Regions from separate parts of the Homo sapiens genome. Here region 2 is linked to region 1. A link is an interaction called in ENCODE POLR2A ChIA-PET data of the cell type or tissue named here. Cell type or tissue: PC-9. All regions are shown on one strand. Each heading gives the region's core, and the rest is flanking DNA. Links, peaks and the distances in the headings are about the cores only.

The links. Peaks named below come from ENCODE experiments on the same cell type or tissue, not always from the same donor. Only the 100,000 strongest peaks of a DNase experiment are listed, where the experiment ranks them.
Region 2: POLR2A ChIA-PET joins it to region 1 with 10 read pairs; 2 of 35 experiments call an interaction of 5 or more read pairs at or near these places.

What each region holds. Positions count from the first base shown.
Region 1 is chr15:77,452,041-77,459,485 of GRCh38, forward strand. HMG20A (high mobility group 20A) reads left to right here. Exons shown (of 10, transcript NM_001304504.2): 2 at 6,364-6,456. The coding sequence starts at 6,368. Among named protein-coding and RNA genes, the nearest start is that of HMG20A, 35 kb to the left of the region's middle. In PC-9, for the core only: no CTCF peak of the experiment used is centred there; no DNase peak of the experiment used is centred there; H3K27ac peaks cover 881 bases.
Region 2 is chr15:77,144,876-77,152,320 of GRCh38, forward strand. All of the region lies in intron 8 of PEAK1 (pseudopodium enriched atypical kinase 1), which reads right to left. Among named protein-coding and RNA genes, the nearest start is that of LINC00597, 77 kb to the right of the region's middle. In PC-9, for the core only: no CTCF peak of the experiment used is centred there; no DNase peak of the experiment used is centred there.

The sequences.
Region 1 (7,445 bases), core at 1,185-5,184:
CCCCCAGTTTCAGAGTTAATCCATTTAAAAGACACATAATCTGCAAAAGTGCCTTGCTTGAGCAATAAATAAATACTAATTGAATGAGGAGCCTCCTTCAGTTGAGGGGTATGGTGTGGCTTTAGGCAAAGTCTGGCCACAATATTATGATGAAGCTGTGAAATACATAATTGTATTTGCTCATCAAATGCATATTTAACAAATGCCCATGATATGCTCAAAACCAGGCTGGGGGAAATTTAAAGGTAAACAAGGCACTGTTTATAACCTAACAAAACATATAACTAAGGGTTAGAAAAGACAAGTGTAGTACAGTGAGTCAAGTATTATGATGGGTGTTTAGTACAGAATGCTCTGGTAGTACATAAAAGGGGCATCTGATACATTCTTGATTGATCCAAGAACACATGCTGAAAGAAGACACATCTAAGATGAGATGTGAAGGATAAGAAAGTATAATTGGCCAAACAAGAGAGACTGGGGTACTAGGAAGTATTCCAACCAAAGACAACAAATGGCAGTTGCAGAGATGTAGAGGTCAGAGAATATGGTGCATTTTCTCAGAATGAATCAAAGGCATAAATGTTAAGAGCTAAAATTATAAAGCTCTTAGAAGAACACATAAGGGTAAATCTTCACAACTTTGATTAGGCGGTAGTTTCTTAAATATGACACCTAAAGCACAAGCAACCAAAGAAAAAAAAAAGATAATTTGTACTTTAAAGTTAAAAACGTTTGTATTTCAAAGACCACTATCAAAGTGAAAAGACAACCCAGAGAATGGGAGAAAAACATTTGAAAATAGTATATCTGATAAGTGTCTAGTATCTACAATATAAAAAGAACTCTTGCAATTTTGCAATAACAATACAGTTTTAACCCAATTTTAAAAATGAGCAAAGGAGGCTGAGTGTGGTGGCTCACGCCTATAATCTCAACACTTTGGGAGACTGAGGTGGGTGGCACCTCTTGAGGCCAGGAGTTTGAGACCAGCATGGCCAACATGGCGAAACCCTGTCTCTACTAAAAATACAAAAATTAGCTGGGCATGGTGGTGCATACCTGTAATCCCAGCTACTACTTGGGAGGCTGAAGCACAAGAATCGCTTGAACCCAGGAGGTAGAGGTTGCAGTGAGCCAGGATCACACCAGTGCACTCCAGCATGGACAACAGAATGATACTCTATCTAAAAAATAATAATAATAATACAAAACACAATTTGAAATAGGATTTGAGTAGACAGTTCTCCAAAACAGATAAACAAATGCACAATATGCATAAGAAAAAATGCTTAACATCATTACTCATTAGGAAAATATGAACCAAAATCACAATGAGATACCACTTCACATCTACTAGGATGGCTCTAATAAAAAAGATAATACCAAGTGTGCTGAGGATATGGAGAAATTGGAACCCTAATAGGTTACTGGTATGAATGTAAAATGGTAGAGGTGCTTTGAAAAACAGTTTGATTTTCTCAAAATATTAAACATGGTGGTACCAGATGTTCCAGCAGCTCCACTCCTAGGTATATGCCCAAGAGAACTGAAAACATGTCCACACAAAAATTTATACACAAATGTTCATAAGCAGCAGCATTCATAATAACCAAAAAGTAGAAACAACCCAAGTCTATCAACTGATATGTGGATCAACAAAATGTGCAATAGCCATCCAGTATAATATTATTCAGCCATAAAGCAGAATGAAATTCTGATACACGCTACAATGTGAACCTTGAAAACTTTATGCTAAGTGAGAGTAGCCAGACACAAAAGGCCACATATTGTATGATTCTATTTATATGAAATATCAGAATAGGTACAGTTATAAAGACAGAAAGTAGGCAGGCATGATGGCTCACGCCTATTATCCCAACAGTTCGGGAGACTGAGGCAGGAGGATTGCTTGAGGCTAGGAATTCAAGACAGCCTGGGCAACATAGCGAAACCCTATCTCTACAAAAAAAAAAAAAAATTAAAAATTAGCCAGGCGTGGTCCTAGCTACTCAGGAGGCTGAGGCAGAGAGATCACTTGAGACAAGCAGTTTGAGGCATCAGTGAGCTATGATTATGCCACTGCACTCCAGCCTGGGTGACGGAGCAGGACCCTGTCTCTTAAAAAAAAAAAAAAAAACAAAGTAGATTAGTGGTTGCCCAGGCCTAGGAGGACTAGCAGGAAGGGAGAATGGGGATTGTTTGCTAAAGGATATTGTGTTTCTTTTTGGGGTGATGAAAATGTTCTAAAATTGGTTAGGGTGTTGGTTGCACAACCTTGTAAATATATTAAAAACCACTGAGTTGTATGTAGTAAAGGGGTGAACTTTATGGTATATCAATTATATCTTCCAAAAAAAGCAATTTAGTATGCTTTTTGTCGTGAGTTGGGGTTGAGGAATGTGAAAAGATAATGCTGACTGAGTTGGAGGATTTGGGTGAGTTTGGTTGAAAAACTTTGACAGAGATAACATGGCAGTTGGGAAATATCCTAAGAACATACAAAGTGATTACTAAGAGCATAGAGGGCCCAGTTGTGATTGGATACCATACATTTATAGTAATACTCTTTATTTTGTCATTTTTTTCCTCCACCATCTAAAGCCAAAACTCAGAGTTGATCTACTTCTAGTGTATAGAAAGATGTAGTGCAAGGGAATTGAGTATTGGCAAAAGAACATTTGCAATGTAGCCATTGAATCTAAGCTGGACAGAGAAGGGAAAATCAAGGGCCAATGAATAGAGGTTTGTATGGTTCAAGGTGAGTTGTAATAGGAGAATTAAGAGAGCTGAAATGATAGGAGATGATGGTAAGAGATTTTTGGGTATGAGGTTGATATAACCAAGGAACCTGATGTTTTAAAGGAACCAAGGGTTTTGCATAAAGGCTGTAATATGGAAAATGAGGTTGAGATGGGCAGAATCCCACCTCTCAATTATGAGGTGTATGGTTGGAGAGGGAGTGGTGCAGAAGGAATATGCTGCATCTCTATGAAAAGACTTAGGGAAGTGGGGTTAGCATGTGTAAAGTAAGAAAAGGGCACTTGAAAAGAGCCAACCCCAGAAACCAGAAGTACAAATATGCTTCCAGCACTGTCCAACACATTTGGAATAACATAGTCACATTGGTGTGATCATCCCTATTATTGGGAAAGATTACTAGAGCAATCTTAGTTGAGGAACATTTCTTAAGTTCCACCTAATTTCCTTTGTTCTGGCCATATATTGACCATAGCAATGTTCTGATTATGATCTGGCCTACTAGATGACTACAGAGAGAAAATGTGTTCACTAGTCATTAAATATCTAGTACGCTTAATATAATTCTCATTACAATCTTTATAATCATCATTAAAATATTTTAAATTGGCACTCTTTTATATGTCAGGTTTTTTTCAGTGAGTGGTTAGTGTTAGAGGGAATTTTGGGATTTCCAAAGCTCAGGTCCAGACCCTGGTTCAAAGTGTTCTAAGTGGCAAAGTAATATCATTTTTGTGAGGCTTCCTGGTAGAAGCCTTCACTGGATAAGTCCCCTCTACTAGGTAACATCTGCATGATAGACCTGTTTGTATAAAGTGCAGTGAAGAGCCAAACTTGTATATTGCTTTGCCTTTGAACAAATTTCTCTTCTTTACTCATTTAGAGCAGCATTCATTACATTTCTTAAGTGCTTTGCATAAAATTTCAAAGTTCAGTGTGACCTCTGTACTGGGACATCATCAGGCACAGATGCTACATGTGAAGGGCTTTTGGCAATCAGTGGCTTGGTAGCCGTGATTCCTTTTGAATCACTCCCTCATGGACCATATGAAATGCATTCTCCCAGGATCCCAGACATATTCTTGGGAATCATTGTATTTTCCGACTTACTGGACTAGTTTAGAGGCCTTTGGGTTTCACTGCACTTTTCTTCATTTCCTTCTTTTGTTGATCTTGGCCCCTTAACCTTCCACCCACTTTATTACTCATTTCTTAGGGACCTGACTACTCAGTAACACTGAGAAAATATATCTGAAACCATATGGGTTTGAATACAACAAACTTAAGAGAGGGAAAATAAAAAAGGAAAAAATGTGTGTTCTCTGAACTTCCTTTGTTTATATGATCTGTTTATATGTTGTTAAGGTTATGTTATCCAGCTGCCTCCCCACGTTTCAGAAATGACTAAAGATATCTGGAAAACACTCTAACAGGGTCATGTTGGCATAGTGGATGAAAAGACACTTCATTTGTCCCTCACCAGATAATATATCTTCTTTTGAGGCATGGGAGCAATGCCAGGAGCTTTAAATGCTGAATCTCAAGGTTCTTGAAAGGCCATTGACTTCTAGGGATACTTTTAGAAAGAAGCCAGTCAATCCCAGGCGTAGTGGCTCACACCTGTAATCCTAACACTTTGGGAGGCCGAAGTGGGCGGATCACTTGAGGCTAGGAGTTCAAGACCAACCTGGCCAACATGGTGATACCCCGTCTGTACTAAAAATACAAAAATTAGCTGGTGTGGTGGCACGTACCTGTAATCCCAGCAACTTGGGAGGCTGAAGCACAAGAATCACCTGAACCTGGGAGGCGTGGGCAACAGAGCGAGACTGTCAAAAAAAAAAAAAAAAAAAAAGCCAGTCAAGTGAGTTCCCTAAGGTATATACCTGGCCATTTGAATGTTTGCTCACTATGGTTAGTCTGTATGGTATCTAACAGATATTACAGTTTTCTTTTGGTAAAATGAACATTGACATTGGTGTGAGGTGATGTTAGCAGCCCAGGCTTTAATCTCGCCTTTGTATTGTATAATGTGAATTAAAACTTAAGTACACTTGAGTCAGGGTTATTCAGTAAAACATGTGGAATGGAATTTTGTGGTATTTATTAGAGCTATTCCACTTGTAAACACCTTATCTTGAAGGAACTGAAAAGAGGTTGCAAGCATTCCTGCAGTAGAATAAAGTGCTTATGATGGTTGAGTGAGAAGTTCCTCTCTACCTTCCATGCTCTACCTACTGTAATGGGTAATATTTGTACAGAGATGTGTTTTTCCCATCAAGCTGTTTATGGAACTTGGCCTGCTAAATAATAAACTTAGAAGTGAGAATAAGTAAGAATAAGGAATAAAACATCAGTGTTATCTTTTGGAAATAAATCACTCCATTGAACATGGAGAATGTGGTCCTCGTGTCATCGGCATTTTCTTCATATTTCCACCTCAGTGGAGTGATCCTGGCTCTGCTTTGCCGCTGTGCTTTCCTTTTAATTGCTGTTTCACCAGGTCTCCTTAGCAGCAGCAGCGCCTGAAATAACTCCTGAGGAAGCTCCTAAGTGAATTCTCATAATTTGCTTCTCAATTCTCCCAATTGATTGAGGCACTCTTTCTTGAGTGCTTTGCAGTTCTGTGTAAGTGGCTGATGTTTGGGGTCACTGCTGAATGTTTTGTTTGAATATCCCTTTCATGATGAAGGGAAGACTGCTGCTTTTAACTACATGGGGTGATGCCCTTTGTGGTAAGCCTTGAAAGGCAAAAATCGTTTTTCATAGTGATATGCCAAATGAAATTATTCTCTTTGTCACTTTGTCCTTTTATCCTTTCAGTCTGATAACCTCAGTTCTTGTGATTTGTTTGTTTTCTTCAATTAAGCTTAGTTGTTTCCTGTACCCAGGTGCATGCTATTTCTGCTCTTGGTTATGATGGTGTGTGGAGCATATTTCTGACCTGGAAGTGTGGTTTCTTTGACTGAGAGCCACATCAGCATGCCTTCCATCCTCTACTTCCTTTGCATTATTTCCTTTTGGAGGGCTCAGTTTGCCATCATTTAATCTATAGATGATTCATCTGGGACTGAGAACTGGTAATGCTGTAATAACAATATCTTTCTTTATATAATACTCAATGCACTTACTACCTTAGATTTTCTCTGTTTATGGAGCACTTTCATTTTAATCTCTCACAATAACCCTTTGGGTTAAGTCAGCAATTTTGTCTTAGTCTAAGATGGTGAAATTGTAGCTCAAAGAGCTTAAATAGCTTGCTCAGAGTGGCAGTGCTTCTGAGTTACCCTGCTTAACAATTTCTACAGGAAATGAATACTTTTGAAGATACTCTGGATAAATAAAAAGGAATTTTCCAAACCACATCCCATTTGTTAAAACCTAACTTGTTTTCAGTCTGGTCAGTTGATAAGACCAAGGTTAAAAGGCCCATTTACCATACAGTTTAAATTGATGTGTCCAAGTCAAGAAAATAAATATTTAGGTCAGTTTTTATTCTGTTGCTTATATGATAAAGTTCAAGAAGGCTGGCTCTTAAATTAGTGGAACTTGAAATGGAAGTAATTAAGCCATTAATTTTTTTTTATTCTCTTTTCCTTTCAGAGAGATGGAAAACTTGATGACTAGCTCCACCCTACCGCCCCTTTTTGCAGATGAAGACGGTTCCAAGGAGAGTAATGATCTGGCTACCACTGGGTAAGCAGCTGCTTTAGGACACTGGACTTCTCCATAGGCCTCAAAACAAAGCTTCTAGCAAAGTAAGAGGTCCTAAAGAGGCAGTTTTATATCATAAGAATAGACGGTGCACTTGTTTCACTTTGCAAAGAGAGTGACAGCCATCATAAACCACTTTGTAATCTGCATTCAATTATCTTTTGCAGTGCTCTGGTTTTTGTGAACTGGTACAACAATATGTGGAATCTAGCAAACACTGGTGACTCCAGTTAAGAAAATTATATAGTCACCATTAAGGAAATACCTGCCACAGAGCTAGCTCTAAAAAACAAATGCATTTTTTCTGTTCAAATTACCACAGATATTAAAATAGTTTTTTCCCAAAGATCAGATTTTTTAATGTGGTTCTTTATTCAAGATGCTTAGTAACTTTAGCTGACTTCTGTTCCTTTCCCCATCCCACCCCCTTCTCCTTTCTGTGGGATCTTTTGACAAATATTTAAAGAGATATAGAAAAGGGTTAATAACAGTAGTCCACCTCTTCCCTTGAAAATCTCTGTTCCACTTGAATTTTTATCTTTTCTAGATGTTTAGAAGTTATTTGGCAAAGAGAAAGTGTGTTCACTAATAGACTGAAGTGCTAGCTAATCCCTAAGATGAATTATTTTAATATTCTTTAGAGCTGTTTAAAAAATAGGCTATACTTTGTAATTCTGTTTCCTTCCCTCACATTTATGTCTCACCTCGTTGATATCCGCCTTTGACCTCACTACTCAGATGAAAGTGTTCTCCAAGACTTTTCTAAAGGCTGCTTAGTTACTATATTCATTCAGTAAAAACTTTCTGAGTATCTGCTATGTGTCATTGTTCCAGGCATTAGATAGAAAGCATTGATCAAAATAGATAAAAATCATAGGCCTTTTAAAGTTCAAATTCTACTTGTTGAGTCAGACAATAAACAGGATAAATAAGCAAAACATATACTATGTTGATAAGAACTATAGTTTAAA
Region 2 (7,445 bases), core at 2,161-6,160, 310 kb before region 1:
TTTTTATTTTAAACTTTTAATCCTGTACATTCCTGTCAAGCCCCTGGGACCAGACACCAAGCTCAGCTTTCAGCAGGCCTAATATAACATCACATACTCTACATTTTTGTGGCATACCAGTGTTCTAAACAGAAAAAAATAGATTGTGTTCTAAATCTTGCCTTGCTATATGCTAAAAACATTCTTTTGGACAAATATGTTTGACTAAACCACACTCAAAACTTACTTTTCTCTTTTTCTGAGCTTCCATAATCTACCTCTTTACTTTCTCCCCACTTAAAAATGTCTTCAGGCCAGGTGCGGTGGCTCATGCCTGTAATCCCAGCACTTCGGGAGGCCGAGGTGGGTGGATCGCCTGAGCTCAGAAGTTCGAGACCACCCTGGGCAACATGGTGAAACCCCATCTCCACTAAAATACAAAAAATTAGCTGGGGGTGGTGGCATGTGCCTGTAGTCCCAGATATTCGGGAGGTTGAGGCATGAGAATCGCTTGAACCTGGGAAGTGGAGGTTGCAGTGAGCCACCATCATGCCACTGCACTGCAGCTTGGGCTACAGAGTGAGATTCCATCTCAAAAAAAAAAAAATGTCTTCAGACTGACGGGCCCTATATCATGTTCTGGAAAGCAAACAAATGTTTGCTTATGACCTGGTAGGTAATCATTACAGTCTTAGGGTGCTAGGGATAAAGAACACTAACAATGACCCACTTGTGCAGGAGTAGCATGATTTCCTGGTTGATCTCTCTGCCTCCTGTCATCTCATAGGTAGCTCACAGAATCTTTTAAAAAATCCTGATTGTGCCTCTACTCAAAATTCTTCAGTGGCTCTCCATTTGCTACAAGTAAAAGATATGCCTTTTGTGACCCTCTTCCAGACTCCTCCAGGCAAAGGCTTTCATTAAACCTTTAAATATCTGCATCACAGCAACTATCATGGTCCTAAGAGTCCAGCCCCATGTCTATCTCTCCCAAAGATCAGAAGTCCTTGAAAAATACATTAGTATTCCCAGCACTTAGCCTGGTACCAGGGAGATAGTTGGTGTTCAACAAATGTTTGCTGAATAAAAGCATTAAAACCCAAATAAATAGAACTTATCTTCCTATTTAAACTATAATTTCAATCTTCGTCCCTAATTTTCTCCCCAGGGCTCAAAACAAGTAATACAGATGAGAAAGAGAAGGGAGAACAAAATAAGAGACCATCGCCTCCACTAGTGCATAGCGGGGAATACAAAGAGTTTATAAACCACACACCATCACTGTGCAGCAGCCTTGTCAAATGAATAGGGTATCTCATTGGCTGAACCTAGCGCTCAGTGCATCATCCCCCTCCAGCAGGCATCAGCAGCTTAGGAGGAAGGGGCCTAATCTACCTAGGCATTATTACTGTGCTGAGGCCTACCATAGTCAAATATAAGCAACAACTGGCAAATCACAGGGGATATCAACTTCATGCCAAACAATAAAACGAACCTGATTTCCAAAGAAAACTTTGGGTTTAGCCTCAAATAAACAGATATAAAGACCATTTTAAAGAATGTCAGTCGTATAGCAGCTGGCTGACTTAATTTTTGTAAGTCCTCATTAGTGGAAACCTCTCCAAAAACAGAGATTATTTTTTTGGGGGTAATTTATCTACATAATTTAAATACTGCACTCTCTCAACTAATTCTAGTATATGGAAAACTATTTTTAAATGGGAATGCAGCTAACTTCGGGACAGAGTGTATGATTTCTTTTTAAATAGAAATAATTACAATTTTAGGAAGTACAACTGCTCAAACAAATGTTCAAAGCTCTCAACCTCAGTTTTTTATTTTTTAAGCATCTAAATGAGCTAAAACTGTGCAATTCTTTAGCCATTGGTTCAAATCATTAGCTATGCAGTGTGTGGAATAATGTCTGCTCAATAATTATTTGTTGAGGAAATGAGTGAATGATAATGTAATCCTCAGCATAATTTTTTTTAAAAAGCTGGCATTTATAACAACATTATTCTATAATTACAACATCAAGGCCAGCAAGGTAATGACATTCTTTTAAGTATATCCACCCCGTAAAATTTAACACTAACAATCAATATTAATGCCAAAGGAAGTTCTGGAGACAGAAGACTTATGTGTTTTCTTTCAGTGTTTGAAGGATAAAGCCTAAAGGAGATGCTCAAAGTAAGTAAAATGAGAAAATGTGCAGTTTCTTGTGTTGATCTATAGAAAGGAAACAGAGGCATGGTTTACATAACTCCTTAATTAGGAAACCTATGGACGAAGCCTCATATTAGAAAAAGAAAAGCCAGCTGATTAATGGAGCACATAGACTTGAAATTTTCCTAGATGAACTTTCCTGAGCAGAGCCAGATTTTCCTAATCTGGTAATCTTCTAAAGTCAAATCCAAAAGTCATTTTTAGCTCGTTCACTCAAACACATTCTTAGTACCTACTGTGTGTTTTAGATAATGCTCTAGGATGTTGGGATGCAGAAAGAGGAACAAGCCAAAAATCGGTTGAATAAAGGGAGATATTATAGATCTTTCTAAAAAGGAATGTAGAAGATATGAGTACTTGATTACAAAGTGATTGAAGGAGCGCTATCTCATTACATGCTCCTGATTTTCGCAGTCTGATAAAGCAGTCAGATATGCCACATTAAAAAAACAGTGATCTCTGTCTATTTTGAGATAAACACAGAAACACAGGGAAAATGTTCAAGGTCTGATTCAAACAAATTTTATTACTTCTTTGGGGAATCATTTTGGGGGACAGACACCCTATAAAATTCAGCTTGGGGTCAGTTAAGGTGTTACAGATCAGAGTTCATTAAGTGATCTTATATGATCACCACCCAGAGTAAAATCATCATTCTGTGAGGGGCAACCTTCTTAAGTTGTCAAGTTGCATAAAGACCAATGTGATTTTTGTGCAACATAGAAGACAATATAAATCCCCCAAATAACACATTCTTTAAAGCAGAGCTGTTCAATAGAACTTTGTGTAACAATGGAAATGTTCTATATCTTCACTGTCTAATGCAGTAGCTACTATCTACATGCGGCTACTAGGCATTTGAAATGTTGTTAGTGAGACTGAGGAAGTGAATTTTTATTTTTATAAATTTATATTTAAGAAGCCATATATGCCTAGTGGTGACTGTATTGAATAATAATTCAGTTATGAACAAAATAAAGTTTGCATTATTTACATTCAGGACAACAAGAATGACATCTGAATTAATCCTGGAGGTAGATGCCTAAAGTAAAAAAGAAAAATATATGGGTTGCATAAATCAGGAGCTCTTTGTGGGAATGGTTCAATCACAACTCCTATTGCACCACAGTGGAAGTAATAAGATGGCTGAGAGGGTAGAGGACTCACGGGAGATTCTGAAGGAGGGTAATCAAGGCCTATTCCAGTTGAGTGTTTTTTTTAAATGGAGTTTTTTAAAACTATATAAGAAATGTGAGAATTACACAACAAATTGTCCATGTCCCTTTGTTTTGTTATAATTGGCAGATCTTAAGGAACTGGATCTGCACAGCTGTCACTATTTGTCACCTCTCCTCTGTTCCCTGTTAGCTACCTTGGGGATCCTGTAGTCTGTTTTTCATTTCACATCTTTGGTCATGAGTTGTGCAGGAAGCCCACAATATTTTAGATTTACATTTTGTTGTTCTGCTTATTTAAGCCATTTAGTAAGCATTTTAAATCCGTTCCACTTTACATTTTCTGGCTACCATATCTAACATATTTAAAGGAGAAGGAAGCCAGGTATGGTGGCTCACCCTTGTAATCCCAGTGCTTTGGGAGGCCAAGGTTGGAGGACTGCTTGAGGCCAGGAGTTTGAGACTAGCCTGGGCAACATAGGGAGACTCTATCTCTACAAAAAAAAAAAATTAAAAAATTAGCTGATCATGTGGTGCACGCCTGTAGACCCAGCTACTCGGGAGGCTGGGAAGGGAGGACTGCTTAAGCCCAGGAGTTTGAGGCTGCAGTGAGCTATGATAGCGCCACTGCACTCCAGCATGGGCGATAGAGCAAGACCCTGTCGCTAAGAAAATTTAAAATTTAAAGTATTTTTTTAAAAGGAAAAAGAAGAGTATATTTTTGGGGAGAAATAAAGGAATTCACAACTAGTAAGGACTTCTATGTACCAAGTACTTCTCTGCCACTAGCTCTATAAAGCAGATGTCACTATTCCTTCATTTTGGATGAGGAAATTGAAGCTCAGGGATGTTAAATAGCCAGCCCACAATCATGCAAGTGGGCAATGACACAGCTCTTATAGAAACCTAAATCCCATGGATCCGTCAAATCTATCTTTTTTCCTGCTATAGTACACTGCTTCCTAAACCTGCTTCACAATGTAATTTTCAGAAACAAATTCCACAGTAAAAATGATGGTAAGCCTTGAATTTTTCCCCCTTAGTTTCTTCCACATCTGTCAATCCATCCACTGCCTTATTAAAGAAACAAAGAAAAGAAAAAAGAGAAAGTGGTCTTTATGGACTGGTTCTGGAATATTTAAAAGGATCTAAAGCCATTGCGTTAGGAGGTTTTGCTGTCTTTTAGTTTTTAAACACACCATTTTTAAAAGTTATCAAGTCTTTAAATCATAAAACATTACTGAAAGGAGTAGTTTAAAACTGCATGCAAATGACTTGTTGAACGTATTAAAAAAGGAAATTTCCAAATGCCATCTAAAATACTTGTTTCATTAGGAAAAATAACAAAACAAAACCCCCTTAGCTTAGAACTATTGGAGTCAACTTTATTACCTTTCCAAAGAAGCAACCTTGTATCATAATGTATTATACCCTACAGAGTCAAGTATATAGACACTTGAGCACTTAAGGAAAACTGGACAATATCTTATTGGCATCACTTTTTTTTTTTTTAAGACAGTGTCTCCCTTTGTCACCCAGGCTGCAAAGCAGTGGTGCAATCTCAGTTCACTGTGTCCTTGACCTCCTGGGCTCAAGGATAATCTTAACTCAGCCTCCCAAGTAGCTGGGACCACAGGTACATGCCTCCACACTCGGCTAATTTTTGTTATTTTTTGTAGAGATGGGGTTTTGCCATGTTGCCTAGGCTAATCTTGAATTCCTGAGCTCAAGTGATCTGCCCACCTTGGCTTCCCAAAGTGCTGGGATTACAGGCATGAGCCACCGTGCCTGGCAGCATCACATACTTTTAAAAGGAAGGCAACAGGTAGAGAGAAAGCTATCTTTCTGATAGGGCATCTATAATCATTTTAAGTTTTTGAATGCAAAGTGATGATGTTTTTTTTAAGTCTTAAATTTTATGTCTGAAAGTACATGACTTCTTTTTTTAAAAAAAGGAAAACAGTAGGAGCCCTTCAGCATTTTACAAGAATTTAGTGATTAAGGACATTAAAGTCTAGTGGCTAAGATCGACTCGATTCCAGCTGGTTAAACTCCTACTGGTTCTGTGACTTTAGGAAAAGCACTCTGCCTCGCTTTCTTTATCTGAAAAATGGGGATAATAACTCTTAGGATGGTTGTGAGGATTAAATGAGCTAATATATGTTAGGCACTTAGAATATTCACAGAGGCAATGCTTTATTTTTTTTCTACCAGTCTTCATAACTGAGAATACAATGAAATAAAATAATTATTTATTTATTTTATTTTTATTACACTTTAAGTTTTAGGGTACATGTGCACAAAGTGCAGGTTTGTTACATATGTATACATGTGCCATGTTGGTGTGCTGCACCCATTAACTTGTCATTTAACATTAGGTATATCTCCTAATGCTATCCCTCCCCCCTCCCCCCACCCCACAACATTCCCCGGAGTGTGATGTTCCCCTTCCTGTGTCCATGTGTTCTCACTGGTCAATTCCCACCTATGAGTGAGAACATGTGGTGTTTGGTATTTTGTCCTTGCAATAGTTTGCTGAGAATGATGGTTTCCAATTTCATCCGTGTCCCTACAAAGGACATGAACTCATCATTTTTTATGGCTGCATAGTATTCCATGGTGTATATGTGCCACATTTTCTTAATCCAATCTATTGTTGTTGGACATTTGGGTTGGTTCCAAGTCTTTGCTATTGTGAATAATGCCGCAATAAACATACGTGTGCATGTGTCTTTATAGCAGCATGATTTATAATCCTTTGGGTATATACCCAGTAATGGGATGGCTGGGTCAAATGGTATTTCTAGTTCTAGATGCCTGAGGCATCGCCACACTGACTTCCACAATGGTTGAACTAGTTTACAGTCCCACCAACAGTGTAAAAGTGTTCCTGTTTCTCCACATCCTCTCCAGCACCTGTTGTTTCCTGACTTTTTAATGATCACCATTCTAACTGGTGTGAGATGGTATCTCATTGCAGTTTTGATTTGCATTTCTCTGATGGCCAGTGATGATGAGCATTTTTTCATGTGTCTTTTGGCTGCATAAATGTCTTCTTTTGAGAAGTGTCTGTTCATATCCTTTGCCCACTTTTTGATGGTGTTGTTTTCTTTCTTGTAAATTTGTTTGAGTTCATTGTAGATTCTGGATATTAGCCCTTTGTCAGATGAATAGATTGCAAAAATTTTCTCCCACTTTGTAGGTTGCCTGTTCACTCTGATGGTAGTTTCTTTTGCTGTGCAGAAGCTCTTTAGTTTAATTAGATCCCATTTGTCAATTTTGGCTTTTGCTGCCATTGCTTTTGGTGTTTTAGACATGAAGTCCTTACCCATGCCTATGTCCTGAATGGTATTGCCTAGGTTTTCTTCTAGGGTTTTTATGGTTTTAGGTCTAACATGTAAGTCTTTAATCCATCTTGAATTAATTTTTGTATAAGGTGTAAGGAAGGGATCCAGTTTCAGCTTTCTACATATGGCTAGCCAGTTTTCCCAGCACCATTTATTAAATAGGGAATCCTTTCACCATTGCTTGTTTTTGTCAGGTTTGTCAAAGATCGGATGGTTGTAGATATGTGGCGTTATTTCTGAGGGCTCTGTTCTGTTCCATTGATCTATATCTCTGTTTTGGTAACAGTACCATGCTGTTTTGGTTACTGTAGCCTTGTAGTAACCAAAAACCTTTGTTCTTTTGGCTTAGGATTGACTTGGCAATGCAGGCTCTTTTTTGGTTTCATATGAACTTTAAAGTAGTTTTTTCCAATTCTGTGAAGAAAGTCACTGGTAGCATGATAGGGATGGCATTGTACCTATAAATTACCTTGGGCAGTATGGCCATTTTCACGATATTGATTCTTCCCACCTATGAACATGTAATGTTCTTCCATTTGTTTGTATCCTCTTTTATTTCATTGAGCAGTGGTTTGTAGTTCTCCTTGAAGAGGTCCTTCACATCCCTTGTAAGTTGGATTCCTAGGTATTTTATTCTCTTTGAAGCAATTGTGAATGGGAGTTCACGCATGATTTGGCTCTCTGTTTGTCTGTTATTGGTGTATAAGAATGCTTGTGA